Regions from separate parts of the Homo sapiens genome. Here all the other regions are linked to region 2. A link is a loop called in an ENCODE intact Hi-C map of the cell type or tissue named here. Cell type or tissue: B cell. All regions are shown on one strand. Region 1 overlaps EPG5 (ectopic P-granules 5 autophagy tethering factor). Region 2 holds the start of EPG5 (ectopic P-granules 5 autophagy tethering factor). Region 3 overlaps PSTPIP2 (proline-serine-threonine phosphatase interacting protein 2). Region 4 holds the start of ATP5F1A (ATP synthase F1 subunit alpha).

What was found. A loop is a pair of places that touch in the nucleus more often than their neighbours do. Peaks named below come from ENCODE experiments on the same cell type or tissue, not always from the same donor. Only the 100,000 strongest peaks of a DNase experiment are listed, where the experiment ranks them.
Region 1: a loop joins it to region 2, with 11 times the contacts of the local background. A loop is called at or near these places in 6 of 110 quality-filtered maps.
Region 3: a loop joins it to region 2, with 13 times the contacts of the local background. A loop is called at or near these places in 7 of 110 quality-filtered maps.
Region 4: a loop joins it to region 2, with 15 times the contacts of the local background. A loop is called at or near these places in 8 of 110 quality-filtered maps.

Annotation. Positions count from the first base shown.
Region 1 is chr18:45,871,399-45,879,398 of GRCh38, forward strand. It overlaps EPG5 (ectopic P-granules 5 autophagy tethering factor), which reads right to left. Exons shown (of 44, transcript NM_020964.3): 33 at 7,615-7,816; 34 at 6,978-7,050; 35 at 4,838-4,944. Among named protein-coding and RNA genes, the nearest start is that of SIGLEC15, 50 kb to the left of the region's middle. In B cell, no CTCF peak of the experiment used is centred here; a DNase peak (open chromatin) is centred at 3,583; H3K4me3 peaks cover 832 bases; H3K27ac peaks cover 1,893 bases.
Region 2 is chr18:45,964,033-45,972,032 of GRCh38, forward strand. It overlaps EPG5 (ectopic P-granules 5 autophagy tethering factor), which reads right to left and starts at 3,297. Exons shown (of 44, transcript NM_020964.3): 1 at 3,145-3,297. The coding sequence starts at 3,207. RefSeq lists an enhancer at 3,056-3,557. In B cell, no CTCF peak of the experiment used is centred here; a DNase peak (open chromatin) is centred at 3,349; H3K4me3 peaks cover 1,712 bases; H3K27ac peaks cover 1,221 bases.
Region 3 is chr18:46,023,740-46,031,739 of GRCh38, forward strand. PSTPIP2 (proline-serine-threonine phosphatase interacting protein 2) reads right to left here. Exons shown (of 15, transcript NM_024430.4): 3 at 870-947. It also overlaps the pseudogene LOC100422497. Among named protein-coding and RNA genes, the nearest start is that of PSTPIP2, 45 kb to the right of the region's middle. In B cell, no CTCF peak of the experiment used is centred here; DNase peaks (open chromatin) are centred at 4,158 and 4,462; H3K4me3 peaks cover 941 bases; H3K27me3 peaks cover 1,881 bases.
Region 4 is chr18:46,095,250-46,103,249 of GRCh38, forward strand. ATP5F1A (ATP synthase F1 subunit alpha) reads right to left here and starts at 3,047. Exons shown (of 12, transcript NM_004046.6): 1 at 2,923-3,047. The coding sequence starts at 2,982. RefSeq lists enhancers at 2,413-2,472, 2,447-3,646, 2,563-2,712. In B cell, no CTCF peak of the experiment used is centred here; a DNase peak (open chromatin) is centred at 3,082; H3K4me3 peaks cover 2,398 bases; H3K27ac peaks cover 2,676 bases.

The DNA.
Region 1 (8,000 bases), 93 kb before region 2:
ACCATATGATCCAGTAATCTCACTTCTGGGTATATATCCAAAAGAAAGGAAATCGATAGGGAGAAGGGATAACCACACTCCCATGTTCACTGCAGCATTATTCACAATAGCCAAGATATGGAAACAACCTAAGTGTCCTTCAAAAGATGAATGGATTTTTCTAAATGTGGTGTATATACACAATGGAATACCAGTCTGCCTTAGAAGAGGAGGAAATCCTGTCATTTGCAACAACATGAATGAATCTGGAGAACTCATGCTAAGTGAAGAAAACGAGGCACAGAAAGACAAATGCCACATGCTCTTACTCATATGTGGAATCTAGTAAGTTGAACTCATTGAAGTAGAGAATAGAATGACAGTTACCAGAGGCTGTGGGGTGTCAGGGGAAAAGGGAGGGAATGAGGAGTTGCTGATCAAAAGGGCACAAAGTTTCAGAGGGCAGGAGGAATAGGTTTCAGGATCTATTGTACAGCAGGGTGACTACCGTCCACAACAATGCATTACGTATTTCGAAATCAGAAGAGAACCAACTTTAAATGTCTCATCATAAACAATGAAAGGTAAGCAAGGTGATGGATATCTTAATTATCTTGATTTAATCATGCCACACTGTAAATCACACTGTACCCATCAATGTATATAATTATGATTTGTTAATCAAAAATAACATTAATTTTTTAATTTTAGAAACGGTGGAAATGTTCCAAATGACTAAAACTTAATTAACCCTTGGTGCAATGAAACTAGTCCATTAACTGTCATTCATGTAAGTCATTCTAAAATAAATCTCACGCTTTTCTGAGACCTGGATTATTACTCAATATTATCCTCACAAGTATCAATTCCATTAATGCCTTCAAGGGCTAATGACTATATAAGGGACATTTAGTCTAAAACAAGTGGTTTCAGACTTTCTGGTTCCATGCTAATGGAATGCAGTCAAAGAAGAGAGAGCCACACACAGTAAGAACAGAAACCTGATGGTTTCTCAACACAAATCTTTTAAAAAATGGCCAACGAGGCTGTGTGCAGTGGCTCACGCTTGCAATCCCGGCACTTTGGGAGGCCGAGGCAGGCAGATCACTTTAGGTCAGGAGTTCGAGACTAACCTGGCCAACATGGTGAAACTCTGTCTCTACCAAAAATACAAAAATTAGCCAGGTGTGGTGGCAGGCACCTGTAATCCCAGCTACTCGGGAGGCTGAGGTGGGAGAACTGCTTGAACCAGGGAGGCAGAGGTTGCAGTGAGCCAAGATCGCACCACCGCACTCCAACCTGGGCAACAGAGTGAGACTCCTTGTCCAAAAAAAAAGCCAATGAGCATCAACACATTGTACCAGACAACTCTCATTTCTAACATGCTTGTACCCTCAATTCCACAACCCGGCATGGAACAGGAATGCACATTTTTAACAACCTTTAAGACAGAGGTTAATGATAGCATTCGTTTAAATATGGATAAAAGACAGTTTTGTTTAGATAAAGTTGGGTAAGTATGTAGAAGATATCCAGAAGGATGTCTTAGGATAGACTGAGCTGATAGTTCCAGCCAAGACACAAATTCTGTGACGTCAGATAAATTCTTTTCATTTTCAGGTCCCCACTTTTCTCATCCATAGAAGGAGCTAGTGGATCAGATAACCTCACTAAAAAGCTGCAATACTTCTTCATCCTACCTTGCAAAGCTCTCCTGTTTCCTTTCTTTGAACCCAGCTACCAAGTCTTGATGTCTGTGAACCCTTCTGTCCTATGCCACTTTCTTATTTTATTCATATACAGGGGCAAGAGAGCCTTGGGGTGCTTTCCCCTATACTAAGAAATTAAATATGGCTGGGCATGGTGGCTCATGCCTGTAATCCCAGCACTTTGGGAGGCCAAGGCAGGCGGATCACAAGGTCAGGAGTTCAAAACCAGCCTGGCCAATATGGTGAAACCACGTCTCTACTAAAAATACAAAAATCAGCCGGGTGTGGTGGCGGGCGCCTGTAGTCCCAGCTACTCGGGAGACTGAGGCAGGAGAATCGCCTGAACCCAGGAGGCAGAGGTTGCAGTGAGCCAAGATCCTGCCACTGCACTCCAGCCTGGGCAACAGAGTGAGACTCAGTCTCAAAGGAAAAAAAAAAAAAGAAATTAAATATATAGCCTTTATGATTATAATTTGGTGCTCAAATCTTTTTCTCAGTAATCAATATATTCTGGATGGTAAAAAGCAGCTAGAAGTCTGCCTTTCAAAAAAATAATTGAGTACTACTAGGATTTCATGTGTTACTCATTGAACCACTATTTATCAAACACACACTGAGAATATGGCATTACCCTAGTTTTGTAGGGAGCAAAAAGAAGCAAAGAATAACATTTCTGTTATTCTATGAAGAGTTTACACCTCTTCAAGGTAAGATAAGATATATAAAAGATAAATCAGAAATACAAATAAGGTACAGCCAGACAAAATGAAATGAGCTATCCAGCCATGAAAAGGCATAAAGAGACTTCAATGTCTATTACTAAGTGAAAGAAGTTAATCTGAAAATGCTATGATTCCAACCATAGGACATTCTAGAGAAGGTAACACTATGGAGATAGTAAAAGGATCAGGGGTTGAGGGGAGGGAGAGATGAACAGGCAGAGCGCAGAGGATTTTTAAGGCAGTGAAACTGCTCTGTATGATACCACAATGGTGGGCACATGTTATTTGTCATTTGTCAAAACCCACCGAATGTGTTTACCAAGAGAGAACACTAATGTAAATCATGGACTTTCATTGATAATGATGCCTTAATGTAGGTTCATCAATTATAACAAATGTATCACCCTGGTGTGGAATGTCCAGAGTGGGGAAGGCTTGTGCATGTGTGGGGGCAGAAGGTATAAAGGAATTCTTGTACTTTCCACTTAATTTTGCTGTAAACCTAAAACTGCTCTAAAAAATAAAGTCCGTTAAACAAAAAATAAAATCTATTACAAAAAAAAAACAAAACTGGATGACATATGCTTAACTGTATGTATTAGCTCATTTTCACACTGCTGATAAAGACATATCCAAGACTGGGTAATTTACAAAGAAAAAGAGGTTTAACAGACTCACAGTTCCATGTGGCTGGGGAGGCCTCACAATCATGGTGGAAGATGAAAGGCATGTCTTACATGGCAGCAGGCAAGAGAGAGAATGAGAGCCAAGCAATACGGGAAACCCCTTATCAAACCACCAGATCTCATGAGACTCATTCACCACCAGGAGAACAGTATGAGGGAAACCGCCCCCATGATTCAATTATCTTCCACTGGCTCCCTCCCACAACACATGGGAATCATGGTAGCTACAATTCAAGATGACATTTGGGTGGGGACACTGCCAAACCATATCACTCTATAACTAAATGCCACACAAACACATGGCAGCCACAGGGGCACTAGGTGTATTCAGTGGAAGAAAACACCATGGGCCAGAAGCAAAGAGGAAGCCAGAGTGTTAAACAGATGCTGAAACCAGCCAACCGAGGACTATTTGCCTGCTGAGTTTTAACAGCACAAGAGGACAGAACATGAGGTTTTCTAAGGACTATATTCTTACTGAAAGGGTAGAATGGGGCAAAAGAGGAAACTTCTCTGCCTTACCCTAGATTGTGAGTCAGGAGAGATCAAAAAGTTTACTGTGAGAATTGAGGCCAGCCCGCAAGTGAGTTTGGGGTTTCATTTCATGTAACTGGTAGCACGGGAAACCCCAAACCAAGAAGTTAAGTAGTTCCAATTGACAACAAATGTAGATCCTCTCTGGAGGACTTACACACCCTCAGCCTAGGCCTTATGAGATTCCCATCAGTCTCTCTAAATATGGGCTCACAATACAAAATTTAAAAACACACAAGGAAACATGCCTCCAAGAACAAGAATCCAAAGGAAAATTAAACAGCAGCATAAGACAACCCCCAACAGGAATTTCAGATAATAGAATTAATGTACATACATCATAAAGTAAGCATGTTTAAACAAATTCTAAGGAAATAAAAAATAGAATTTTAAATGAAAGAAAAGATACTACCAAAAAGGATCAGGGTACATTTGAAAAACAAACAAATAGATCTAGAAATGGAAAAAATAATCACTTCAATGAAAAATTCAATTGATATATTTTAAGCAGATGAGACAGAGCTGGAGAGAGACTAAAGAAATGGAAGGAAGACCTCTAGAAATTACCCATAATAAAGCAAAAAAAGACAGAAAATATGAAAAAGAGGTTAAGAGTTAGGGAGGACAGGAAGAAACTCAACATGCAGGACAGGCAATATTGGAAGAGAGAAAGACTGCAAATTTACCATAACTGAGAAACTCAGAGCAACCTAACAAAAAAAGGTAAGAAGTTACACACCTAAAGGCCGGGCGTGGTGGCTCACACCTGTAATCCTAGCACTTTGGGAGGCCGAGGCGGGCAGATAGCCTGAGCTCAGGAGTTTGAGACCAGCCTGGGCAACATGGTGAAACCCCGTCTCTACTAAAACTACAAAAAAATTAGCCAGGTGTGGCGGCATGCGCTTGTAGTCCCAGCTACTCGGGAGGCTGAGGCAGGAGAATTGCTTGAATCTGGGAGGCAGAGGCTGCAGTGAGCCCAGATCACACCACTGCACTCCAGCCTGGGCGACAGAGCAAGACTCCATCTCCAAAAGAAAAAAAAAAAAAAAGTTACACACTTAACACTAAATAATTGTATCAGCGACTTTTCTTCAGTCACAAATAACTGCCTATTAAATAAAAATTAAATAGAGGAAAGTAGAAGAAAAAGACTGACTGACTTAGGGAAAAATGAAAACTAAGCAGAGACAGCCTGACATCTTCCTACCTTTAAAACTCTCATGCAGTGAGTCAATACAGTCAGTGAACAGCTGCACAATGCTTGAGGCCACCACAGTATCACTCTCTAGCCAGGGGTAATGCCGCTGTTGGCTGCTTTAAAGAAAAGAAGCACACACTTAGGAATGCAACCGTGATTAAAATACTGTTAAGTCCCAGTGTCTAGGGCTGGCCTAAGTCCTGGAAGCCTGTCCATTATGTAGGCCTGACACACATTTAGAATACTTAAAAGGCTGTAAATAACTGCAGGCGAATTGTAGCTTGTAACACCAGCCATATAATTTTCTTTCATCTCCTTCATACCCTTTATTCCAATGCAATTAGATTTCAAAAATGTGCTATCTAAATAACCCTTAAATTAACATCTTTTTACATCAAATTTAGACCCTTGGACATCTTGGTTACATTTCAAATGCCGTAGAAAAACACCCTAAGTCAGCTTCAACAGTTTTCTCTACTCAAAGCATTAAAAAAAAAAAATCAAATTCACATAACAAAGAGATGGCCAAATATTAACAAATAGAAAATGAGCAAATAAAATTTTTTTTTTTTTGAGAGAGAGAGTCTTTCTCTGCCACCCAGGCTACAGTGTAGTGGCACGATCTTGGCTCACTGCAACCTTCACCTCCAGGGTTCAAGCAACTCTTCTGCATCAGCCTCCCGAGCAACTGGGGTTGCAGGCACCGACCACCACATCCAGCTAATTTTTGTATTTTTAGCAGAGACAGGGTTTCACCATATTGGCCAGGTTTGTCTTGAAGTCCTGACCTCAAGTGATCCACCTGCCTTGGCCTCCCAAAGTACTGGGTTTACAGGCATGAGCCACCACGCCTGGCCCAGAGAAATTCTTTATATGAAAAATTTAATTGGCTGGGCACGGGAGCTCATGCCTGTAATCCCAGCACTTTGGGAGGCAGAAGTGGGCAGACTGCTTGAGGTCAGGAGTTCAAGACCAGCCTGGCCAACATAGCAAAACACTGTCTCTACTAAAAATACAAAAAAAATAAAAATTAAAATTGAAAAATAGCTGGACGTGGTAGCATGCATTTGTAATTCCAGCTACTCAGGGGGCTGAGGCAGGAGAATCGCTTGAACCTGGGAGGCAGAGGTTGCAGTGAGCCAAGATCACGTCACTGCACTCCAGCCTGAGCAACAGAGTGAGACTCTGTCTTAAAAAAAATTTTTTTTTATTTTCTGAATCTGGTCTAGAAAACTCAATATCCAAATAGGTTCCGTTAATTCTTACTGGAAATAAACAAGCAGCCAGCACTATGGTAAGCAGTCTATATGTACACAGTCACTATAAAATCCTGAAGCTTGCAGATTATTCAGATAGCCCTCTAGCAAAAGCAAACATTCAGAACCTTTTATACTTTCCTTAAGTGGCTCGTAAAGCATCATGGGTTAATGCAAAGAGTCTAGAAACAGAAGTCTAAGACCTGAGTTCTAGTCGCAGCTTCAGCACTAACCAACCAGCTATGAGACTTGAGTTTGACATTCATGTTCTCTGAGTCTCAGAATCAAATTCAAGTTTTTGAAAACAACTCCTATAATGTGATGTTTACCACTGTCGTAATTTTTATAAAACCCTGACAAGTTCAACTAGCTTCTGCTTGTATACTTTCAGGGAAAAAAAAGACTCAGAAGGCAACTCACTGAATTTGGACAGCTCTATACCTCTAAGTATTTCAAATGCTTGTGAAATAATGCTTTAATTGAAGAGTCCTAGATTTAAAGGTAATTCCCACCCAATAATTTTATAGCCAACTTAGTTCCAAAACACAACTGATGTAGTAGAGAAAAATCAGTCTCATAAAACCCTCAAGCGAACAGCATCATTTTTTCTGAAATTAAACACTAAAGTTTATTCAACCTCTTATTGTGGAAAACTGGAAATGAGTGTCCAGTTTTGTTCCAAAATTATTATCAAGATAATATCTCTGATGATCCAGACTAGCAATTCCATAAATAGAAAATGTCTTAAGTTTTGAAAAGAAGCCTTTTCTAAATTTAAATATGGCCTTACACTAAAAAATTAAATCTGTGAACTCATCACTTCTACCAAATACCATTTAGAATTTTAAGTCTACAAACGTCAAAGGAATTTGAATATCTAAAAAACTGTTTACCTTTCGTTGTCCTCTAAAACCAGGATCCATGGCTTAAAGAGCTGAATGATTACTGAATGTAGGGATTTCAGCACTAAAAAGTTTTAGAGACAAAACAAAGGTCATCATTTGTCATTTGTCAATATCACTGCTCACATTATATAGAAAAATCTACCTCTTATTATCTGTAGCTTCATAAACCTATGTTAATGTATAAACAACATGCTTAGTGTAACTATGTATGTTTACGTTTTCATTGGCTACACTGGAATTTCTCTGAATTGAAGAATTTGTATTACAATACAATATCATGGATAATTTTATAACACACTTTTAAAAAAGATAAATGTATAAGATTTAGAACCCCATCTTAGTAAGACAAATGACAGAAAGGGTTGGAAACTGAAACCTCTCTGTACCCCAACCTGCAAAGGAGGGGCAGAGACAAGCTATAGCAAGCACCCTACATTCACTATGTAATGAATATATCCATTCATATATTGTGACATATATGACACATATATGGGCTCATGCCTGTTCTATATATTTCTACTTTCTCTCCTTGACACTCAATATAAATCTCTTAATGTGCCTATTTAAATCTCTCTTAATGGAAAGTCCAAACACCTAGCTCCACATCGCATGAGAAGTATATTACCTGTTTTCCTGCTGGCAGTTGGGTCTTGGGCCAAACAGGTCATTTCTAAGTCAATCAGCCTTTTCACAAGGTAGCCCAAGAATGTCTTCACATCAGCCATATAAGGACTCCATTTTGAGAATAAACCAAAGCTTTTAAAGTCCATCTTGGATAACCGAAGCTTATAAAAAAAGTCTGAAAGCCACTGTATAGTCTCCATTACCTGGAAGAGACAACTAGTCAAAAAATGCTTACTAAATATGTATTTTAGTAAAGTGTTATGATACACTGTGATGGGGGTGTATATAGTAGGTCTTTGACTTTATAAGAGAGTGGCAAAAATATAAAGCATATGAGAAATAAATCAATGGTTTTTTGTTTTTGTTTTTGTTTTGAGGTAGAGTCTT
Region 2 (8,000 bases):
AAATGCCTCTGAAATAAAGGCCTCTTCATAAACTTTAACAAAAAAAAATTAATGTATGTTTGTATAGGAAAGTTGCCTAAGATGGATAAAAAATATAATCAATTGGTTTTTCATGATGGATCTAAAAGCTTAAGATTTTTAACTTTTTAATTTAGAAATTGTTTTAAACAAAATAAATTAAGAGGGAATCCCCTTAACAGACTTTTTAAAGCATCTGTAACATTCTATCTATGGAAAGACAAAAGACATACAGATACATGAAATAACTATTAAGTTCCTGGATTGAGAGTCAGGATTTCTGGCTTTAACCTGAGTTCTCTCACGAACTGCATGACACTGAGCAATATTTAATCCCCGGAGGCTTTAGTTTCATCAATATCTTGGGGGAAAAAAACTAGAGATTAAGACTTAAGATTCTGCTCTCATAGACAACTAACATTTATGTGTTATGCACTACTGCATTATAGGTTCAGGAATTTTTTTTTTTCTTCACTGGATAGGTATGTTTTCTTTTTTTTCCTGTAGTCTCATCGTTAAGTAGGTTTAGGGATCTTATGCATAGCTGGCCAATGGCTTTTTTCTTCCTCCTGGGCCTGGATAGTTCTTTACCAACCCAATACAATGCAAAAGCATTTCTTTTAAAAATATTTCTGAGCCGGGTGTGGTGGCTCATGCCTGTAATCCCAGCACTGTGGGAGGCCGAGGTGGGCAGATCACCTGGGGTCTGGAGTTCGAGACCAGCCTGACCAACATGGTGAAACCTCATCTCCACTAACAATACAAAAATTACCCAGCCTGTAATCCCAGCTACTCGGGAGGCTGAGGCAGGAGAATTGCTTGAAGCCAGGTGGCAGACGTTGTGGTGAGCAGAGATCGCGCCACTGCACTCCAGCCTGGGCAACAAAAGCGAAACTCTGTCTCAAAATAAATAAATAAAATTCCTGAAATTTGGTACCAAAATGACTTTCTCACCAGAATAACTCCTCACAGACCTGGATACACCAATGTGTCTAACTCCACTACAGCCGTTTAAAAAGTCATATCAAGAAAACGTGGTAAATACTCAGCATGGAATACTATGCAGCCATAAAAAAGAACAAAATCGTGTCCCCTGCAGCAACATGGATGCAGTTAGAGGTAATTATCCTAAGCAAATTAATGCAGAAACAGAAAATCAAATACCACGTTCTCACTTATAAGTGGGAGCTAAACATTAAGTACACATGGACACAAAGAAGGGAATAATAGACACCAGGGCCTACTTGAGGGCAGAAGGTGGGAAGAAGGGAAGGATAAAAAAACCACCTGTCAAGCACTATACTCATTACCTGGGTGACAAAATAATCTGCACACTAAACCACCAAGGTGTGCATTTGCCCATGTAGTAAACCTCCACTTGTACCCTCTAAACCTAAAATAAAAGTTGGAAAGAAAAAAAAAGAGCATCATAATGAAAGAAATCCACATAAGTCATCTACAGTCTACTAAGTATGGTACCTATGAACACTACCCTCCTGTTAAAACCTTGTTCCCATGAGAAAATCGGATTACAGTATCATGCTTAAATTACACCTGCTTTGGAACATCACCCACTTCTGGGGAAAAAAATGTCCTGTACTTGTAATACCATCCTCCTTATTTCCCAAATGTAAACTCTGTTTCAGGTAAGCCAAAATTATGAGGTCTGGCCATGCGGGAGCAGCATTTAATCTGTTCATCTTAGAAAATATATATAAATAGGGTGGGCGCGGTGGCTCACGCCTGTAATCCGGGCACTTTGGGAGGCCAAGATGGGCGGATCACCTGAGGTCAGGAGTTTGAGGCCAGCCTGACCAACAAGGAGAAACCCCGTCTCTACTAAAAATACAAAATTAGCCGTGTGTGGTGGCGCATGCCTGTAATCCCAGTTACTCGGGAGGCTGAGGCAGGAGAGTCGCTTGAACCCGGGAGGCGGAGGTTGCGGTGAGCCGAGATTGCACTCCGCCGAGATTGCACTCCAGCCTGGACGACAGAGCGAGACTCCATATCAAAACAAAAACAAAAACAAAACAAAACATAGGCTGGGCGCGGTGGCTCACGCCTGTAATCTCAGCACTTTGGGAGGCCGAGGCGGGCGGATCACGAGGTCAGGAGATCGAGACCATCCTGGCTAACACGGTGAAACCCCGTCTCTACTAAAAATACAAAAAATTAGCCGGGCGTGGTGGCAGGCGCCTGTAGTCCCAGCTACTCGGGAGGGAGGCTGAGGCAGGAGAATGGCGTGAACCTGGGAGGCGGAGCTTGCAGTGAGCCGAGATCGCGCCACTGCACTCCGGCCTGGGCGACAGAGCAAGACTCTGTCTCAAAAAAAAAAAAAAAAATACATATACATATATATACACACACACATATGTATATATGTACGTATATATGTATATATGTGTACATATGTATATATGTGTATATATGTACTATAATAAAATGAAAATCCAGACTGCACTTATAAACAAATCAACTTAAAATCACTCTAATACCACATGTAGTCTAATACAGGAAACTCAGAAAATTCAAACACTTCCCTACTGTGTGAGTCCCGCCCTGGGTTAATTTCTAGCCATTCATGCCCCTTATAAACAATCAAGACAATAAGAAATAAACAGAGGCAGCACTACTATCATCTTGAACTTTCAAAGTGATCAGAAATGGCACAGCACTAGTCTACTTATAAAGTTCTGCCAAAGGTACCTTCTCCGCGTGGAGGAGGGGAACATTCCCTCTTTATGCATGGCAGGGACTAAAAATGTTCTAGGATATAAAAGAGTAAAGAGAGAGTCAACGATGGGGCTGGAAAGAGAAAAATTATTTCACGGCAGGAAACCAGACCCAGGTGAGGAAAGCCAAGAGAGCAGAAAAGGAAGAGGCCAGTGAAGTCACAGGAGGGAGAAGGAAAAATGGGGTCCTGACAGAGTGTGGCAGGGGGATATGGAGAAGGAATGGAGGAGAAGGGCCGGTGTCAACGGGTGGTGGGATCAAATATTGGAAGGTGGAGGCGGAAGATGCAGAGGGCTCAGGGAACGGGAGTAGAATTGGCTGGGGAGGCCGAAGAGAGGAGCAAGGAGACACAGCACACTGCCAGAGCCTCGGGAGGGTGGGGGAGATCCTCACCTTTGTTTTAGTCCGGCTGGCCTTGGCCTTGGCCCGGCGCTGGGGCTTCACCGCCTCGGCCATAGACCCTTCCGCGGCGCCGTCACCGTTTGTTTTTGTCAAACCCCTGCGCTTCAAGCAACCTGCCCGGTTCTGGCCTCCGGACTGTCACATGATCGAATCTCCGCCACTCCCGGAGAAGAGGCGGTGAGTCGGCGCCTCTACGGGCCGCAACGTAGGACAAACCACTCCAGGACGCATTTGCACTGGAGGAAGGCAGGCCCGCCCCCTTCCCGGAGCCCAGGCCCCACCCCTAGCCCTGGCTCCACCCGGCGCGCAGGTGTCTTGGGTTGCGCTGGACAAGGGCAGCGACCCAGGCTGACCCACCTCCTCCGTCTCCCGGCTCTGCGGAACCTCACTCAGTGCGGATCCCGGGCGCGCTCGCACACCTCACCCGCGTCGGCTTGAAGAAATCCGGAAAGTGGGTTTGCCATTCTTTTTTTTCATCTTCAGATAAACCAGATCCAGTCGGTTAGCCTAAATCCGCACTGCGCGCAAGGAAGAAACCCTGACGCCCATCGGGGTGTGCACTTCGGCGTCCTCTTTTGTAAAGGGGAATGATCACACCTGCCTTTTCGGATGTCATGAGAATTTAATGGGCTCTCCCAGAAAGGTGCCTGGTAGCGGCAGGCATGTCGGTACATGGTAGTTATTAATTATCATTACTGTACAAATTCCCAGACTGGAAAAAAGACATGTGCTCCTAAAAGGACAGGCAAACAGGTAACAAGATAAATAAGATCCGTAAAAGTATTCTTAGTATACATTTTACAGTGTGCTTCATTTGAAATTTCCAGATGTGAAAAACTTGTCCACATCTTCCCTTCCCAGCTCTAGGATTTCTGTGATTTGCTTGTATCCTTATTGTTAGTGTCTGTCAATCCTCCCAGAATGTAAGATCCTCAAAGGCAGGGTTCTTAATTTTGTTGCCTGATGTATCCAAGGGTCTTTAGAACACTGCACGTAGTAGCACATAGTAGATACTAAATAAATATTTCGTGAATCACACAAATGAGTATGAGTTTTGTCTGGCGGTGGGGTAAGATCGTTGAAATGGAGTGGGCCAGGCGCAGTGGCTCACGCCTGTAATCCCAGCACTCTGGGAGGCCGAGGCGGGTGGATCACCTGAGGTCAGGAGTTCAAGACCAGCCTGGGCAACATGGTGAAACCCCAACTCTACTAAAAATACAAAAAAGTCGCCGGGCATGGTGGTGGACGCCTGTAATTCCAGCTACTCGGGAGGCTGAGGCAGGAGAATTGAACCTGGGAGGCGGAGGTTGCAGTGAGCCGAGATCGCACCATTGCCCTCCAGCCTGGGCAACAAGAGCGAAACTCCCATCTCAAAAAAAAGAAAAGAAAAGAAAAAGAAGAAAAGGAAATGGAGTGTATGGGAGGGAGGAAAAAGACCATCCACCCACCTGTAGCATACCCTAGAATAAAAAATCCAGCAATATGGCATGAAAAATGGAAAAGACTTCAGAGATGCAGTTTGCTTGTTTGTGATGATATTTTAATTGAGTATATAATACAATTTCGTGTATTTTGTTCCCAAATCCTCAACAACAAAAATTATTAAGCTACTCAGAATATACATGTACTTTGTATGTCCTGGTGTGTGTGTGTGTGTGTGTGTGTGTGTGTGTGTGTGCATGTATATAAAGTTATCACCTGCAAAGAGTTGGCCAATATAAACAAAATCTTTATACCACCATTACTATCCATAACTTTTGCTGATATTTCTCCCAGTCTGGAATACCCTTGCTCTCTGACCTCTCCCAGTTTAAGTCATTTATGACATTTAAAGTTCTCTATGTGCTACCCACTACTTGGTCAGCAAAACACAACTGACCCTACTCTCAATTTGCATGTTTTACAGTTTAGTTGGGAAGCAGACACAATGCATAGATACATTGTGATACGTGTATCATCGCCTAACTGGTAAAAGAGGCATACATTGGAAAGACTGAATGAAGGGATGACACCAGGGCAGGGGTGAGTTCCACACAAAAAAGAGGTTAATCAGGGAGGATGGGAGAAAGAGGAGAAGGAGGAAAGAAATGAAGGTTCTTTAAAAAGCACCTCAGCCTGGCACAGTGGTTCACACCTATAATCCTAGCATTTTGGGAGACCGAGGCAGGCGGATTGCCTGAGTTCAGGAGTTCGAGACCAGCCTGGGCAACACAGTAAAACCCCATCTCTACTAAAATACAAAAAATTAGCCAGGCCTGGCAGCGTGCGCCTGTAGTCCCAGCTACTTGTCCCAGCTACTTGGGAGGCCAAGGCAGGAGAATTGCTTGAACCCAGGAGGTGGAGGCTGCAGTGAGCCAAGATCGTGCCACTGCACTCCAGCCTGGGTGACAGAGCAAGGCTCCGTCTCCAAAAAAAAAAAAAAAGCAACTCAAAACCACAGCCTCCTAGGACTGCATAAGGTACTTCTGCTGCATTTATGTGGCTTACTGCACTTCTCAAGATGGTGAATGTGAGTATGATGTATGATGACTGGAGAGGCCAGAGAGAGCCAGATTGCTCTGTATAAGCAGAGATTTAGAGAATTTAGAGAGGAAGGAAGAACAATATATAAGGGGAGGTGGAAACGAAGTCACCTGGCAGAGGGCTAACTACTAAGGAGACCTACATTTTCCATCACGAAGTTATCTGTCGTTGGATTAATTTCAGAAAGTGAGGCCAACAGCCAGACAATTCAAGTTCAGTAGAATCCAAACAAAAGGTAAAGCAACAATCAGTTAGGTAATGATATAATTTGAACCGAGAAGGTGGTTTTGAAACTACTCCTTTTGAAGGATATAGACTTGAAGTCTCTGTTGCCACAGCAACAATTTTAAAAGGGACAATGGGAGCAGGGGCTCAGAAAAGTTCCCGAACATATGCAGTCAAGGATTTCATGTCCCAGCCAGACAACTGACTGATAAGCAACCTGAGTTCCCAGGGCTGCTAAACCCAACCTGTGAGACAGTAGCTTGAAAAAGTAAACAGGCCGGCAGTGGTGGTTCACACCTGTTATCCCAGCACTTTGGGAGGCAGAGCAGCGCAGATCACTTGAGGTCAGGAGACCAGCCTGGCCAACATGGTGAAACCCCATCTCTACTTAAAAAAATACCAAAATTAGCGTAGCGTCATGGCATACACCTGGAATTCCAGCTACTTGGGAGGCTGAGGCAGGAGAATCGCTTGAACCCAGGAGGCGGAGGTTGCAGTGAACCAAGATGGCGCCACTGCACTCCAGCCTGGGCAACAGAGCGAGACTCCATCTCAAAAAAAAAAAAAAAGTAAACCAATTCCTGGAAGTAAAGTATCATCTCAGGAAAGTCAAATACAAAGCAGATAAAGTAATTTAAGCTGACAGCATAATCCTTTTGTGTTAAATTAGGAATAAACTGTATCTTTTTGTATTTAAAGTGCTTGTACTGGTTACGATAATTTGGCAAATTAAAGGATATAGACCTTATGATTCCAAATTAAAATATGTATTTTACTACCTGATTTTAGATTACATATATTTTAGTTAAAAATAAGATAATTTTATACGGCTTACATAATCATGGAATATCTCTGAGAAATTAAGATCTATCATATTTATAAACTGAATTTGTGGCTGGGTGCAGTGGCTCATGCCTGTAATCCCAACACTTTGGGAAGCCAAGGCGGGCAGATCACGAGGTCAAGAGATCGAGACCATCCTGGCCAACATGGTGAAACCCCGTCTCTACTAAAAATACAAAAATTGGCTGGGTGCACACCTGTAGTCACAGCTACCCGGGAGGCTGAGGCGGGAGAATCGCTTGAATCTAGGAGGCGGAGGCTGCAGTGAGCCGAGATCATGCCACTGCACTCCAGCCTGGCAACAGAGTGAGACTCCGTCTCAAAAAAAAAAAAAAAAAAAAAAATTTGTTAGACCTTAGTAGGATGGTTTAAGTAGTTAGAATGGTTGGTTGGTCAGTTCAGGCAACATTAAAAAAATTAATATTTTGAATTTAATACTGTAGTATAAAACATTTGAAGGAATTTAAGTGATGATGGGACCAATTGTTTAAGGGACTTTGGTCTGTTGAATGTGAGTGGATGAATTGTTAAGGTTCCCCCTTGAACATGACTATGAAACTCTATTAGATTTATAAAAATAATGTTGAGGTATGTATAAAGATAACTTGAAGACTTAACAAAAACTGGGCCGGGCATGGTGGCTCACGCCTATAATCCCAGCACTTTGGGAGGCCGACGTGGGTGGCTCACCTGAGGACAGGAGTTCGAGACCAGTCTGCCCAACATGGTAAAACCCTGTCCCTACTAAAAATACAGAAATTAGCCGGGCATGTAATCCCGTACTACTTGTAATTACAAGTACCTGCCTGTAATCCCAGCTACTCAGGAGGCTGGGACACAAGAACCACTTGAACCTGGGAAGCGGAGGTTGCAGTGAGCTGAGATTGCACCACTGCACTCCAGCCTGGGCAACAGAGCAAGACCCTGTCTCAAAAAAAAAAAAAAAAAAAAAAGGTCGAGCATGGGGGCTTACGCCCATAATCTCAACACTTTGGGAGGTCGAGGTAGGTGTATCACGAGGTCAGGAGATGGAGACCATCCTGGCCAACATGGTAAAATCCCGTCTCTACTAAAAATACAAAAATTAGCCCAGTGTGGTGGCGTGCACCTGTAATCCCAGCTACTCAGGACGCTGAGGCAGGAGAATCGCTTGAATCCGGGAGGCGGAGGTTGCAGTGAGCCGAGATTGCGCCACTGCACTCCAGCCTGTGAGACTCTGTCTCAAAAAAAAAAAAAGACTTAACAAAAACTAAATT
Region 3 (8,000 bases), 60 kb after region 2:
ACTTGCAGAGACGCCCAGAAGTCTATGTCTCTTCAGAGGTCCTAATGGGGACAAATAGGACATTGCCCTTCCTCTTGTCTTCTCTTGCTTTTAAAAAACACACACATACAATACACACACACACATATACACACACAGGAAGCTCTACTATTAAATTTGTAGTATAAATATATATAATATAGCCCTACCTACGAAAAGGTGTACATATAAAAAACTTCAAGAAAAACTTAGAAGGTATTAATAACAGGTTGTGGCTTCATAGTCCACTTTAGCCATTTTTCTGCTTGTCTTGATTTTTCACAATTGAAAATAATAAAAAAAATTATAATTTTTTTCAGGCCAAGTACAGTGACACGCGCCTGTATTCCCAGTGACTTGGACAGCTGAGATGCAAGGATCTTTTTTTTTAATTTTTTGAGACAGAGTCTTGCTCTGACACCCAGGTTAGAATGCTGTGGCACAATCTCTGCTCACTGCAACCTCTGCCTTCTGGGCTCAAACCATCCTCCCACCTCAGTCTCCCAAGTAGCTAGGACTACAGGCATGGGCCACCATGCCTGGCTAATTTTTCTATTTTTAGTAGGGATGGGGTTTTGCCAAGTTGCCTAGGCTGGTCTTGAACTCCTGGGCCCAAGCGATCCACCTGCCTCGGCCTCCCAAAGTGCTGGGGTTAGAGGCATGAGCCACTGCGCCTGACTGAGGATCTTGAGTTTGAGCCCAGCCTGGACAAAATAGTGAGATCCCATCTCCAAAAAAATTTTTTTTTCAGCCAGCATACTTCAACCTCCTGGTAACTCTGTCTGCTGAAGCGAGGGAGCTCCCAGGCATTATTAACCAACCTGGAAACCAGAAAAAAACTTGATACATACTTGATTTCAGACTGTCCACACGGCTTCTTCCTAGAGAGGTTGAGCAGATCTTTGCCATACCTCTCTTCAATTGCTGCCCTAGGGGAACAGAAGAGAGGGTTATGGGTCCTTCTCAGAGCTGACTCTTTGTTAAGACACAATGACCCTCCCTTGGAAAGCAAAACTGCACCTGTGACCATAGAAGCTCAGATACAACACCATTCTCTAAAATGCAAGACTCCCTCTGTATGATAGGGAACAACTGTAAAAAGATCGATGGCCCTCATCTCTATGGTGGTCTTCTCCAGCTGGAAGTCCCTAACATGGACATTATGCGAACATTACAGTAAAACTGAACATTTGTTTAAGTGGAATAAGAAATGCCCAACCCTCCTCCATCTTTTCTAAGAGTGCCCTTTACCATGCTATAGAGCCCTTCATTCACAAGCAATTCAAATACGCAACTAAACTGTACCAAAGGAAGGGGGATTTCAGGAAAGAAACTCTGCAGTCAGCATGCCCTATAAAAACACTGATTGTTACTCAGCATTGCAGGGTCGGTCTCAGCACTAAACATCCTCCTTCCCCTTCCCCTCTCCCCACTGCTTTTTGTCACCATCTCCACTTCTGTCTCAGCCCAGCCTTATATAAACCATACGATTAGGACAGAGTGATTTAGGCTCATCTACCCTACTTTTTTCTTCAGATTTAAAAAAATTATATAAGTAATAAATGAATATATCCTCACGGTAAAAGACTGTAACACCACAAAGGTAGACAGTCTAAAACACGCCAGCACCTTCCCACTCTCTTCCAGCTCCACTGCTCTCCCCAGGGGCAGCCACTGCCAAGGTTAATAGTTAGCTTTCCAGTCCCTTTTCTCTGCATTTACATGCCCATATCTCACATATACACATATGTGTAACTTTCATGTTTATGTAATTGAGATCATTCTATTATTTGCTGTTCTGTTTTTCACCTAGTAACACATCATATAGAATGTTCCTTATCAGCACATAGGGATCCACCACATTCACAATATGGAGTTCTCTGTAGTACAAAGTCTCCTGAGTTATTTCCAGTTTTCACTACCACTAAAAAAAAAAAAAAGAAAGAAAGAAAAGAAAAAAGAAAAAAACCTAAATGAACATCTGAACATCTGTGGACATATATCCACGGGCATCTCTGAGAGTGTCTCACTCTGCCACCCAGGCTGGAGTGCAGTGGCACAATCTCGGCTCACTGCGACCTCCGCCTCCCGGGTTCAAGCGATTCTCCTGCCTCAGCCTCCCATGCAGCTGGGACTACAGGTGTGCGCCACCATGCCGAGCTAATTTTTGTATTTTTAGTGGAGACAAAGTTTCACCATGTTGGCCAGGCTGGTCTCGAACTCCTCACCTCAGGTGATCCACCTGCCTCACCCTTTCAAAGTGCTGGGATTAAAGGCATGAGCCACCACACCCAGCTTGAGAGTGTTTTTCTGAGAGTTCTGAGAAAGTGGATTTACTAGGTCAGGGGAAAGAATGCATTTTAAATTTTTGAAAAATAGTGCCAAAGTGTCCTCCAAAAAAGTCTTCTCAATTTCTACTTCCACAAAAAGTGTACAGGAGCTCCCATTTCCAGGAATGCTGACCCACAGTGGATATAAATAATCTTTTAAAATTGCTACCAGTGTGAGAGGGAGGTTGAAGAAAGGAAGAACTTCTTTTTGAATTTGCATTTCCCTGATTTCTAGTGTGGTTGTGCATCATTTTATACGCTTATTGTTTATTTGCATTTCTTCTTCTGTAAGTTATCATCCAACTTTTTAACTGAGCATTTTGCCTTATTCCTATTAATTTGGTAGAAGTTCTTTATAGACTATGTATATACAACTTATTCTTACATATGTTACAAAGTTTCTCCCATCCTGTCATTTGTCTTTTCTAAATAATGATTTTACCCAATTTATTAAAATGATACATGCTCATTACTCAAAAATAAACATGAAGAAAAGTACAGGCTGGGCATGGGTGCAGTGGCTGATGCCTGTAATCCCAGCACTTTGGGAGGCCAAGACGGGAGTATTGCTTGAGACCACGATTTCAAGAGCAGCCCTGGCAACACAGCAAGACCGCGCCTCTACAAAATTAAATAAATAAATAAATGAAATAAACGGGTGTGGTGGTGCATACCTGTAGTCCCAGCTACTGGGGGAGGATGGGGCAGGAGGATCACTTAAGCCTGGGAGTTCAAGGCTGCAGCGCACTATGATAGGAAGGAAAAGTACAAAGAAGAAAACAAACAACCCAAAATTCCACCAACTAAAACTAATTAGTATTAATATTTGATGATGATTGTAACAGGGATTTCTTTCTGCAGGTATACAAATAGGAAGGATGAACAGATGCATGCAACAAATAATTTTTAAAGAATAAGACCATATGGCCGGGTGCAATGGCTCACACCTGTAATCCCAGTACTTTGGGAGGCCAAGGCGGTGGATCACCTGAGGTCAAGAGTTCGAGACCAGCGTGGCCAACATGGTGAAACCCTGCCTCTACTAAAAATACAAAAAATTAGCCAGGCATGGTGGCGCATGCCTGCAATCCCAGCTACTTGGGAGGCTGAGGCAGGAGAATCGCTTGAACCGGGGAGGCAGAGGTTACAGTGAGCTGAGATCGCACTATTGCACTCCAGCCTGGGCGACAAGAGCAAAACTCCATCTCAAAAATAAATAAATAAATAAATAAATAAATAAATAAATAAATAAATAAAAATATTAAAAAAATTTTTTTTAAAGAATAAGACCATATGCCACATGCCTTTTAAAAATAGCTTGGACTGGTGTTGTGGCTCACACCTATAATCCCAGCACTTTGGGAGGGCAAGGTGGGAGGATCGATTGAGCCCAAGGGTTTGAGACCAGCCTAGGCAGCATGGGAAACCCTGTCTCTACAAAAAAATACAAAAATTAGCTGGGTGTGGTGGCACACATCTGTAGTCCCTGCTACTCAGGAGGCGGAGGTAGGAGGATCACTTGAGCCTGGGAGTTTGAGGCTGCAGTGAACCGTGACTGCGCCACTGCACTCCAGCATGGATGACAAAGTAAGACCCTGTATAAAATAAAATAAAATAAGTAAATAAAAATTGAAATTTTAATCTGATTTTAATTTCACAGAAGAAAAAAAACTGAAGTGAAGCTGAAAGAATTACTAAAATTGAAATAATAGTCTCTTTACCATAGGAAAAATTAGTTCCTCAAAGATCTTTCTGAGGTTAAAAGAAAAAGTTTATGAAAATAAGTAAGAGGGCCGGGCACGGTGGCTCACGTCTGTAATCACAGCACTTTGGGAGGCCAAGGCAGGCGGATCAGTTGAAGACAGGAGTTTGAGACCAGTCTGGCCAACATGGTGAAACCCCATCTCTACTAAAAATATAAAAATTAGCCAGGAGTGGTGGCGCGTGCCTGTAATCCCAGCTACTCAAGAGGCTGAGGCAGAAGAATCGCTTGAACCCGGGAGGCGGAGGTTGCAGTGAGCCAAGATCGCGCCATTGCACTCCAGCCCGGGCGACAGAGTGAGACAGTGTCTCAAAAAGAAAAGAGGCGCGCATGCGCAGTGAGGTTTCACGCGAGCGCCTGCGTTTCTCCTCAAACCTAACGATGCCGCGGGAACTGAGGAGCCGAATGAAACTGCACAGTAGAACCGCAGCGAAGCCGAAGCGTTAGCCCGGAACGAGGGCGGACTGGAAAGCCGGAGCGGGGCCGAGCGAGCCGCCCCAAAAGGCTGCCGCTTCATCCCAGCGAAAACCGCCGGCCAGGCCAAGCGCGGCGAGGGAAGAGGAGAGACGGCTCCGGCAGCGGAACCGCCCGACGCTGGAGAAGACAAACCGGCCGTGGAGTGGTGCCTGGAGGAGCTGGTCTTCGGCGATGTCGAGGACGACGAGGACACGCTGCTGCGGCGTCTGCGGGGTCCGTGGGTTCAAGGACATGAAGACTTGGGAGACTCAGAAGCGGAGAATGAAGCAAAAGGTAATTGTGCACCTCAAAAGAAGCCAATTTGGGTGGATGAAGAAGATGAAGATGAGGAAATGGTTGACATGATGAACAATCGGTTTCGGAAAGATAATGATGAAAAATGCTAGTGAAAGTAAACTTTAGAAAGACAAACTTAAGAAGCGACTTTAAGAAGAATTCCAGCATGCCGTGGGAGGAGTACCTGCCTGGGCAGAGACTAATAAGCTGAAAACAACTTCAGATGATGAAAGTGAAGAGGATGAAGATGCTTTGTTGCAAAGGACTGGGAATTTCATATCCACATCAACTTCTCTTCCAAGAGGAATCCTGAAGATGAAGAACTGCCAGCATGGTAATGCTGAACGTCCTTCTGCTGCTCAGATCTCATCTGTGCAGTTCCGTCCTTGTGCACAGATTGTGATGGTCGCTGGATTAGATAACCTATATCACTATTTCAGGTTGATGGAAGAACAAATCCTAAAATCCAGAGCACCTGTTTGGAAAGGTTTCCAAACTGTAAGGCTTATTTTAGTGCTAATGGGGAAGAAGTTTTAGCCATGAGTACTCACAGCAAGGTTTTTTATGTCTATGACATGCTAGCTGGAAATTAATTCCTGTGCATCAAGTGAGAGGTTTGAAAGAAGATAGTGAGGAGCTTTGAAGATGTCTCCCCAGATGGGTCCTTCTTGCTCATAAATGGCATTGCTGGGTATTTGCATTTGCTATCGATGAAGACCAAAGAACTGATTGGAAGCATGAAAATTAATGGAAGGGTTGCAGCATCCACGTTCTCTTCAGATAGTAAGAAAGTATATGCCTCTTCGGGGATGGAGAAGTTTATGTTTGGGATGTGAACTCAAGGAGGTGCCTTAACAGATTTGTTGATTAAGGCAGTTTATATGGATTAAGCATTGCCACATCTAGGAATGGACAGTTGCTTGTGGTTCTAATTGTGGAGCAGTAAATATAAATAATCAAGATTCTTGTCTCGAAGGAACAAACCCAAAGCCAATGAAAGCTATAATGAACTTGGTTACAGGTGTTAATTCTCTGACATTCAATCCTACTACAGAAATATTGGCAATTGCTTCAGGAAAAATGAAAGAAGCAGTCATTGGTTCATCTTCCTTCCTGTACAGTATTTCAAACTTCCCAGTCATTAAAAAGAAAACTATTTCTCATGTTTACGCCATGGAATTTTCTCTCAGAGGTGGATACTTTGCCTTGGGGAATGAAAAGGGCAAGGCCGGCTGGGCGCGGTGGCTCACACCTGTAATCTCAGAACTTTGGGAGGCCGAGGCGGGTGGATCACCTGAGGTTGGGAGTTCAAGACCAGCCTGACCAACATGGAGAAACCCCATCTCTACTAAAAATACAAAATTGGCCAGGTGTGGTGGCAGGTGCCTGTAATCCCAGCTACTTGGGAGGCTGAGGCAGGAGAATCACCTGAACCCAGGAGGCGGAGGTTGTGGTGAGCTGAGATTGCACCATTGCACTCCAGCCTCCGTGACAAGAACAAGACTCCGACTCAAAAAAAGAAAAGAAAGAAAAGAAAAAGAAAGAAAGAAAAGGGCAAGGCCCTGATTATAGGTTGCACCATTACTCAGACTTCTAAAGAGACTATTTGAAGTCCAGTTGAGTCACAAGAGAAGCCTGTCTTGATATATCGTCTCAGAAACTTTCCTGAATGTGTGATAATATATGGAAAATGGCTTATAGAGCCAGCTGTGCTTAAGAACCAGTAATGTCTTAATAAACATGTGGCAGCTTTTGTTTGAAAAAAAAAAGTAAGAGGATAGAGATATGAAAACATTTTAACAATTTGTTTGTGTTTTTGACCATTTTTAGATGTTTGACAGCATGCCGGAAGTGTTAGATAATGAGCATTGTTGTACTTCCACCTCCTCAATATTGTTTACATTTTGTTTCATTTGTGTATAACATATTCTGTTCTCCAATCATATTTCCCCCAGTTATTTAGTCTGAACTATTTATTACAATGAATTTGAGGCTCAATAATTGTCCTCTTACCACAATTATTCATCCTGAAGATTTTAATTTGGATTCATTTCTTGCTTGACTAAATTTTATCACTACGTAATCTTTTGCCAAAATAGTTCAAGGGTAGGAAGGGGGTTGGTATTCCCTGAGTTCTTTCATATTTGAGACTATTTACCTGTGGACTTTATATTGGACTGACAACCTCACTGGTATAACGAATGTTCTTAAATATTTCCTCAGAACTTGGCTGAACTTGTTCCACTGGCTTCTGTCATTGTACAGAAGCCTGGGGCCATCCCAAATTTCCCCTGATTATTTCTGTATAGACAACTTGTTTTTTCCTTCCTTGATATTTGAAGAATTCTTTATTTAATTCAATAACTTAGCCAGGATGTGTGTTAACATTGATCCTTATGTAATCATAATCAGTATTGATTACTGTGTATCAGAGTTTCCTGGTTCATAGTGTGCCCTTCAGATCTATTTAGTCCTTCCTTTCATGACATTTTTCCTGTATTATATCTCTGAATACTTCCACTATTCCTTTGGGTAAATTTTCTACTTGGGATCAGTTATCCACATGTTGGATTGGCTTTGTTCTTGAGTTATGGGCTCTGGTTCTTTGTTGCTTTTGCCTTGATATATTTCTTCATTCCTTCCTTCTCTCCTTTTTTGGTGGAGGTGCATTTGCATGGCTGTTATGTGATTTGGCTTCATCTTGCTCCTGGTACTGTGGGCAGCCCTATCTGCTTGCTCTGAGACCATGCAAGTGATTTCTCCTTCATGCCTTTCTGGTCTTAGACAGTACTCAGTACTACAGTTTGAGCAAGAAACCTGTTTCTTCTCAGGCCTCTATTCTTCGACTCTACTTCTAAAGATTTTCCAGCTCCTGACAATGTAAAGTGCACCTGAAGCTGACTCTAGTTATAGAAAAAGATGCATCTTAACTCCCTAGTAACTGTTTCTAACTTTCTGAATCTCTGTTCACTGTATCTATATAAAAATGTATAACATGCTACAATGAACATTTAATATTTTTACATGTAAAAAGATGTTCAGTCCATTTTCATTTTTAAAAATATATAATATACAGGCATTTTATCCTTTTAGCCGCAGAATTATATCCATTAAGATTTCTTTAGACTCTTTTGTTG
Region 4 (8,000 bases), 130 kb after region 2:
AAAGCATTTTGTTTAAAATGTCAAATGGGAAAGTAGCTTTTGATATATGTGAAAACCTTTTATACAGCTCCTAGTACACAGTAAACACTCGCATATTTTTAAAATGCAGTCTGTACTTTATTATTATTGTTTTTTTGAGACGGCTCACTGCATCCTCCACCTCCTAGTCTCAAGCGATTCTCAGCCTCCCGAGTAGCTGGGACTACAGGGGTGCGCCACCTCCACCAGGTTAATTTTTTATATTTTTAGTAGAGACGGGGTTTCACCATGCTGGCCAGGCTGGTCTCGAACTCCTGACCTCAAGTGATCCACCCGCCTTGGCCTCCCAAAGTGCTAGAACTATAGGCGTGAGCACCGCACCCGGCTTATTTTTTTTTCTTTTTTGGGACAGGGTCTCACTCTTGTCACCCAGGTCGGAGTGCAGTGGCTCAATCACGGCTCACTACAGCCTCGACTTCCTGGGCTCAGGTGATCCTCCCACCTCAGCCTCCCCAGTAGGTGGGATCACAGGAGTGCGCCACCTGGCCAGGCTAATTTTTGTACTTATTTTTTTTATAGAGACAGGATTTCATCATATTGCCCAGACTGGGCAGTAAATAAATATATATTTACTGGGCAGTAAATATATATATACACACACATTTTTTTTTTCCTTCTGAGACGGAGTCTCATTCTGTCACCCAAGCTGGAGTGCAGGGGCACGATCTTGGCTCATTGCAACCTTCACCTCCCAGGTTCAAGCGATTCTCATGCCTCGGCCTCCTGAGTAGCTGGGACTACAGGCGACCACCACCATGCCCGGCTAATTTTTTTATTTTTAGTAGAGACAGGGTTTCGCCATGTTGGCCAGGTTGATCTCGAACTCCTGACTTCAGGTGATGCACCCACCTTGGCCTCCCAAAGTGCTGGAATTACAGACGTCAGCCACTGCACCCGGCCTGGCAGTCAGTATTTTAAAAAGCAACTATTGGCAGGGCACGGTGGCTCATGCCTGTAATCCCAGCACTTTGGGAGGCCAAGGCGGGCGGATTACCTAAGGTCGGGAGTTGGAGACCAGCCTGACCAACATGGAGAAACCCCGTCTCTACTAGAAATACAAAATTAGCTGGGCGTGGTGGCACATGCCTGTAATCCCAGCTACTCGGGAAGCTGAGGCAGGAGAATCGCTTGAACCTGGGAGGCAGAGGTTGTGGTGAGCCAAGATCGCGCCACTGCACTCCAGCCTGGGCGACAAAAGCAAAACTCCGTCTCAAAAAAAAAAAAAAAAAGCAACTGTTAACAAAATGTAAGTGTCTTTCCCTTTAAAGGTACCCAATTTTTATTATTTTGACTTTAGATGTATTTTAATGGAGTTGCAGGAATTCTAAGATAAACAGCTTCCTACAAGGGGCAAAACTCAAAGTAGTTCCAATTTTACTTAAAAACAACAACAACAACAACGACAACAAGCGGCCGGGCACGACGGCTCATGCTTGTAATCCCAGCACTTCAGAAGGCCGAGGCGAGCGGATCACCTGACGTCAGGAGTTCAAGACCAGCCTAGCCAACATGGTGAAACCCCGTCTCTACGAAAAACTACAAAAAGTAGCAGGGCATGACGGCGGGTGCCTGTAATCCCAGCTACTCGGGAGGCTGAGGTGGGAGAATCACTTGATCCTGGGAGGCGGTGGTTGCAGTGGGCGGAGATCACGCCATTGCAATCCAGCCTGGGCGACTGAGCGAGACACCATCTCAAAAAAAAAAAAAAAAAAAAAAAACAAGCAAACAAAAACTGAATAAATGCTAGAGTTAGATTAGAAACCAAGAGTTGTGGCATGTGGACTTATTTTACTCTCTCAACAAATCCTGCAGCCACCTGGAACTTCCTTCAGTTTCTCCTTCAAGTTGTAATACTGCGACTGGTCACTGTCAATTCTGAAGCCTCTACCTTCCATAGGAGCTAGATGAAAACCGTTAAAAATGCTTTTTTGTTAACAGAAACCCAAGATGCTACCAGCGGTTGTTAAGGCAGCAAAACAGCCAACATGTTTATTTCACCTTTCAAATTGAGATTACTTTTAGAACAAAAAAAAAGTGTCAGTGTCAATGCGTTTACACTGAAATCATGTTAATTTCAAGGGAAACAAATAACGAAGGGTATTAATCCTTACAGCCATTTTCCAACCTTGTTCTCTTTTACTTGAATTCTCCATCACTAAAAATTACTCAAAACCAGGTGGAAAACTCAAGGACAAATTCTTTAAACACGTCCAAGTGCCACAAAGCACACACTCTGCCGGAGAGACAATTTAGAAACCAGCTTCACTGTTGTCACAGTGCTGGCCACATGAAATGGTTCTTTGCACCTGCAGGACGTTTTCACGGTCGTTTCGTATTCAGCACTAAGAGAAAGCCTACGTAAGTATTCCAAAAACCACCTTCATTTATTCCTTTCCTCTAAACTGAGCTCCAGGCAGAGGTGAAATGCTGGGCCTGCTGACCTTCACACAATGTCAGACTCCACTGACTAGCTTCAACAAGAGCTGACAGCAGTTTTCTGACCTTCAGCGGGACGCGACCCTAAGAATCGAAAGAGAGGAACCTCACCGATTCAGAACAGGCCTCGGAGAGCTAGCGCCCAAGCCCTGACCTTCACCCAAGATCCCCCTTCTAGGGCCGCTGTCAGCCGAAGACAGGAATCTTGAGGCCCTGTCTCTGGACACCATCGAGTTAACTGTCTGCCCTGTACCATTCTGCCTCTGCGCAGGTGACGAGCAAAAGGGCACCTGTGTCGCCTGCTCTGTCCAGCCGGAGAAGCCACGGGTGCAAGATGGCGGCATTCGCCACAGCCCCTCGCCCTCCTGCAGAGAGCGCCCGAGCCGGCGCACCACCACCCTGCAGCCCCACCCGGCCGCCTGCATCATGCCGGCCTTCGGTGCTCACCAGTCCGGCCCGCCGAGGAAGGGCGCGGACCACGGCCGCAGCAACGCGCACGGACAGCATCTTTGCAGTTACTCCGCAGGCGGTACTTCTGCAGCCGCAGCCTCCGGACTGACTGGGACAAAATGGCCGAGCCGCAAAGAAGGTCAAGACAGCCGGCCCACCTGACCCGGAAGTACTGCCCCTCGCGTTCACCACCTCTCCCCCCGCCCCCGCCGCCACTCTGCATTTTTTGGCAGGTTACTTATTTTTTTATGTAACATTTTTAAGTTTAAACCTCAAAATGAATGATTAGATATATTCCGGCTTTGGTCCTGGCATTCGTTATACATTTATTTTGGTCTTTTGAGTCGACCTTGTGGTTGCCCCGGGTGACCACGTGGGTAGCTGAATCTGCTAAGCAGCAGTTCCCAGGCCCCATCTGGTGCTAGAGGATGAGGGCCTCACCCGTCTGGGGTCGCGGCTGTCTTGAGGACCAGGGCGATTAATAGTGTCGGTAGTGTTAGACCGTGGTTTAGCACGAGTAGCAACAGTGAACAGCTAAACCCCGGGACTGGCCACCAGCAGGGAGCCTCCCACGGAGCCCGTTAATCTGCAGATCTTAGCCCCACTTCAGACCCTCTGAGTCGAAAATTCGGGGCAATCTGAATTTTTAACAAACACCAGCACCGTTCCACGTGATCCGATCTGCGCTCAGGTTAAAGATTCCCAGCTTTTTTAGATTCATTCTAAAAGAATCCTGTCAGTGAATTAGAGCAAACTGTTTAAAAATCCTGATAACCGGGGGAGGGGAGCATCAAGATAAATAGCTAATACATGCGGAGCTTAATACCTAGGTGATGGGATGATAGTTACAGCAAACCACCATGGCACACATTTACCTGTGTAACAAACCTGCACGTCCTGGACATGTATTCCGGAACTTTAAATTAAAAAAAATATATCAACAATCACAAGGAGGCCTAGAAGAGTCATTGCCAATCCTACTGAGAATTGTCCAGAATCAGAAGTTTACACCAGGATAGGACGAGGACTCGCTTTTTCCTCTGCCAACATCTAGTTCATGCTATTGGGAACTCTGCTTCTTCATTTGGAGTCAAAGGGAGATGATGAAAAAACACTTTCTATGCTTACCTGGATGGGCTTTTTTTTTTTCTCCACAGAATTACCATACTGAGATTTTTGTGATATATGCAAGATTTGTGTGTGTGTGTGATGCTGGTTATTATTATGTCATAGTGGACACTTATTAACGTTGCCTTCACTTTTCTTTTTTTTTTATTTATTTATTTTATTTTATTTAAGACAGGGTCTCACTCTGTTGCCCAGGAAAGAGTGCAGTGGGTTTATCACCATTCATTGCAGCCTGGAACTCCTGGGCTGGAGCAATCCTCTGACCTCAGCCTGTGCCCCTGTGGTCCCACCACCATGCCTGGCTAATTTTTTTGTAAAGACGGCGGTGGTGGGCAGGGCGTGGGGGGAGGTCTCTCTATGTTGCCCAGGCTGGTCTCGAACTCCTGGCTTCAAGTGATCCTTCCTCCTCAGCCTCTGCGCTGGGCCCGCTTTTCACCGTTTGGAGAAGCATTTTCAGTTCCATCCCCCAAATCCTGGCTTACACCTAGAACCTGAATTTTGGTGAGGCAAATAAATATCCGGGCTACAAGGGTCATCTCCTGAAACATGGCTTGTAAACACGTGATTAGCCATCCTTTTCTCTAGTATCCTACTCTTTTCAAGGTAAGCCATGGGAAAATAGAGCAGCAGTTCTCCTGGGAATCAGGGGTACAAAAAGGCTGTCCAAGCCAGGCGCAGTGGCTCACGCCTGTAATCCCAGCACTTTGGGAGGCTGAGGCGGGTGGATCACCTGAGGTCAGGAGTTCGAGACCAGCTTGGCCAACATGGCAAAACCCCATCTCTACTAAAAATACAAAAATTAGCCCGGCATGGGGGCGGGCACCTGTAATCCCAGCTACTGGGGAGGCTGAGGCAGGAGAATTGCTTTAACCCGGGAGGCAGAAGTTGCAGTGAGCCCCAGATTGCACCACTGTCCTCCAGCCTGGGCAATAAAAGTGAAACTCCATCTAAAAAAAAAAAAAAAAAAAAAGAAAGAAAAAAAGAAAAGAAAAAGAAAAAGGCTGTCCAAGTAAAATAAAATACAGAGACAAATCTATAAATTTAAAACATTTGGGAAGCAATAATTGCCATTCAGGGCATACACACAAACAGGGTGGTCTTTGGTACGTCAGAAGAACAAACAGATGGTTAGAGGTTTTATTTTTGTAAAAGAGAAATATAGCCAGGAACAGTGGCTCATGCCTGTAATCCCAACACGTTGGGAAGCCAAGATGAGAGGTTCACTTGAGCCCAGGAGTTTGGGAGTGCAGTGAGCTGTGATCACACCGGAACACTCCAGCCTGGGCAACAAAGCAAGACCCTATATCAAAACAAACAACAAAAAAAGAGAACTGTTGTATATTGTTCTTTAAGAAAGTTCATTGTCACTAGTAAGGTTTTGGGGAGCTGGCAAGTTTTGATTGGCAAGTAATGGCAACTAGGTAAAACGATCCTTAGAGTCACTGCAGGTTGTTTTTAGCAGCTAATTAGATAAAACTGGTTTAGGTCAGCCGGGCACGGTGGCTCACGCCTGTAATCCCAGCGCTTTGGGAGGCCGAGGCGGGTGGATCACCTGAGGTCAGGAGTTCAAGACCAGCCTGACCAACATGATGAAACCCCGTCTCTGCTAAAAATACAAAAATTGGCTGGGTATGTTGGCGGGTGCCTGTAATCCCAGCTACTTGGGAGGCTGAGGCAGGAGAATCACATGAACCTGGAGGCAGAGGTTGCAGTGAGCCAAAATCATGCCATTGCATTCCAGCCTGGGCGACAGAGTGAGACTCCATCTCAAAACAAACAAACAAAAAAACTGGTTTAGGTTATAGCGGGCAGTTTCAGCAGCCAGGCTTACAGATAATTACATTTTTGGAGCAATGTTATGTGCCCTGAGTGCTTTTTTTTCCCTTTACCTCTTGACACTGTTTTAGTTGGGGATGACAAGAATGACCCAATCAACTTTCACAAGCTAACAGGAAAAAATATCGTTTCTAAAAACAACAAGGCCGGGCATGGTGGCTCACGCATGTAATCCTAGCACATTGGGAGGCCAAGGCAGGCAGATCGCCTGAGGTCAGGAGTTCAAGACCAGCCTGGCCAACATGGCAAAACCCCGTCTCTACTAAAAAATCAAAAATTAGCTGGGGGTGGTGGTGCACACCTGTAACCCCAGCTACTCAGGAGGCTGAGGAAGGAGAATCGCTTGAATCCAGGAGGTGAAGGTTGCAGTGAGCCAGGTGGAGGTTGCAGTGAGCCAAGATTGCGCCTCTGCACTTCAGTATGCGCGACAGGAGTGAGACTATCTCAAAACAACAACAACAATAACAACAAAATTAGCCGGCATGGTGGCTCACACCTGTAATCCCAGCACTTTGGGAGGCTGAAGCAGGTTGATCACTTGAAGTCAGGAGTTCAAGATGAGTCTGGCCAACATATCGAGATCCCTGCACCCCCTGCCCCATCTTTAGCTGGGCATGGTGGCACATGCCTGTAATCCCAGCTATTTAGGAGGCTGAGGCACGAGAATCACTTAAACCTGGGAGATGGAGGTTGCAGTGACCACTGCACTCCAGCTTGGGCAACACAGTGAGATTCTGTCTGAAAAAAAAAAAAAGGCCGGGCATGGTGGCTCATGCCTGTAATCCCAGCACGTTGGGAGGCTGAGGTGGGCGGATCACGAGGTCAGGAGATCGAGACCATCCTGGCTAACATGGTGAAACCCTGTCTCTACTAAAAGTACAAAAAATTAGCCGGGTGTGGTGGCGGGCACCTGTAGTCCCAGCTACTCGGGAGGCTGAGGCAGGAGAATGGCGTGAACCCGGGAGGCGGAGCTTGCAGTAAGCCGAGATTGCTCAACTGCACTCCAGCCTAGGCAACAGCACAAGACTCCCTCTCAAAAAAAAAAAAAAATTGCAGGGATATTTTGTAAAATTTGTAGTGATAAAAGTGGACAAAAGACATAAAGATAACTTTTTTTGCCCCATACTGAAGGGCTGCACCAGTTTATCTGAAATTTGGTTACAGAGCAGAGATATATTTAGTTTTTGTTTTTTTTTGTTTTTTGTGGTGGATTCTCACTCTGTCGCCCAGGCTGGAGTGCAGTGTCTCAATCTCAGCTCACTGCAAACTCTGCCTCCAGGGTTCAAGTGATTCTCTTGCCTCAGCCTCCCAAGTGGCTGGGATTACAGGCACGTGCCACCATGCCTGGCTAATTTTTGTATTTTTAGTAGAGATGGGGTTTTGCCATGTTGGTCAGGCTGGTCTTGAACTCCGGACCTCAGGTGATCCACCTGCCTCGGCCTCCCAAAGTGCTGAGAATATAGGTGTGAGGCACCGCATCCAGCCAGAGCAGAGATATGTTTGAAGCAAAAAGAATAAGCAAGACAGGCTGGGTGTGGTGCCTCATGCTTGTAATCCCAGCACTTTGAGAGGCCCAAGTGGGAGCATCACTTGGGGCCAGGAGTTCAAAAACAGCCTGGGCAACATAGTGAGACCCTCTTTCTACAAAAAATACAAAAAGTTAGCTGGGTGTGGTGGTGCACGCCTATAGTCCCAGCTACTAAGGAGGCTGAAGCGGGAGGATTGCTTGAGCCCAGGAGTTCAAGGTTGCAGTGAACTGTGATCACCACTATACTCCAGCTTGGACGAAAGAGCAAGACCCTGTCTCTAAAAATAAAATAAAATAAATAATAAATAAGCTTGGCTTGCTAGTAAGTTTCCTTTGAAAAGAAAATCATTTTAGGCTGGGTGTGTTGGCTCACACCTGTAATCCTAGCTCTTTGAGAGGCCGAGGCAGGCAGATCACTTGAGGTCAGGAGTTTGAGACCAGCCTGATCAACGTGGTGAAACCCCCCGTTCTACTAAAAATAAAAAAATTATCCCTGCATGCTAGCACAAGCCTGTAATCCCAGCTACTAGAGAGGATGAGACAGGAGAATTGCTTGAGCCTGGGGACGGGGGTTGGAGGTCGC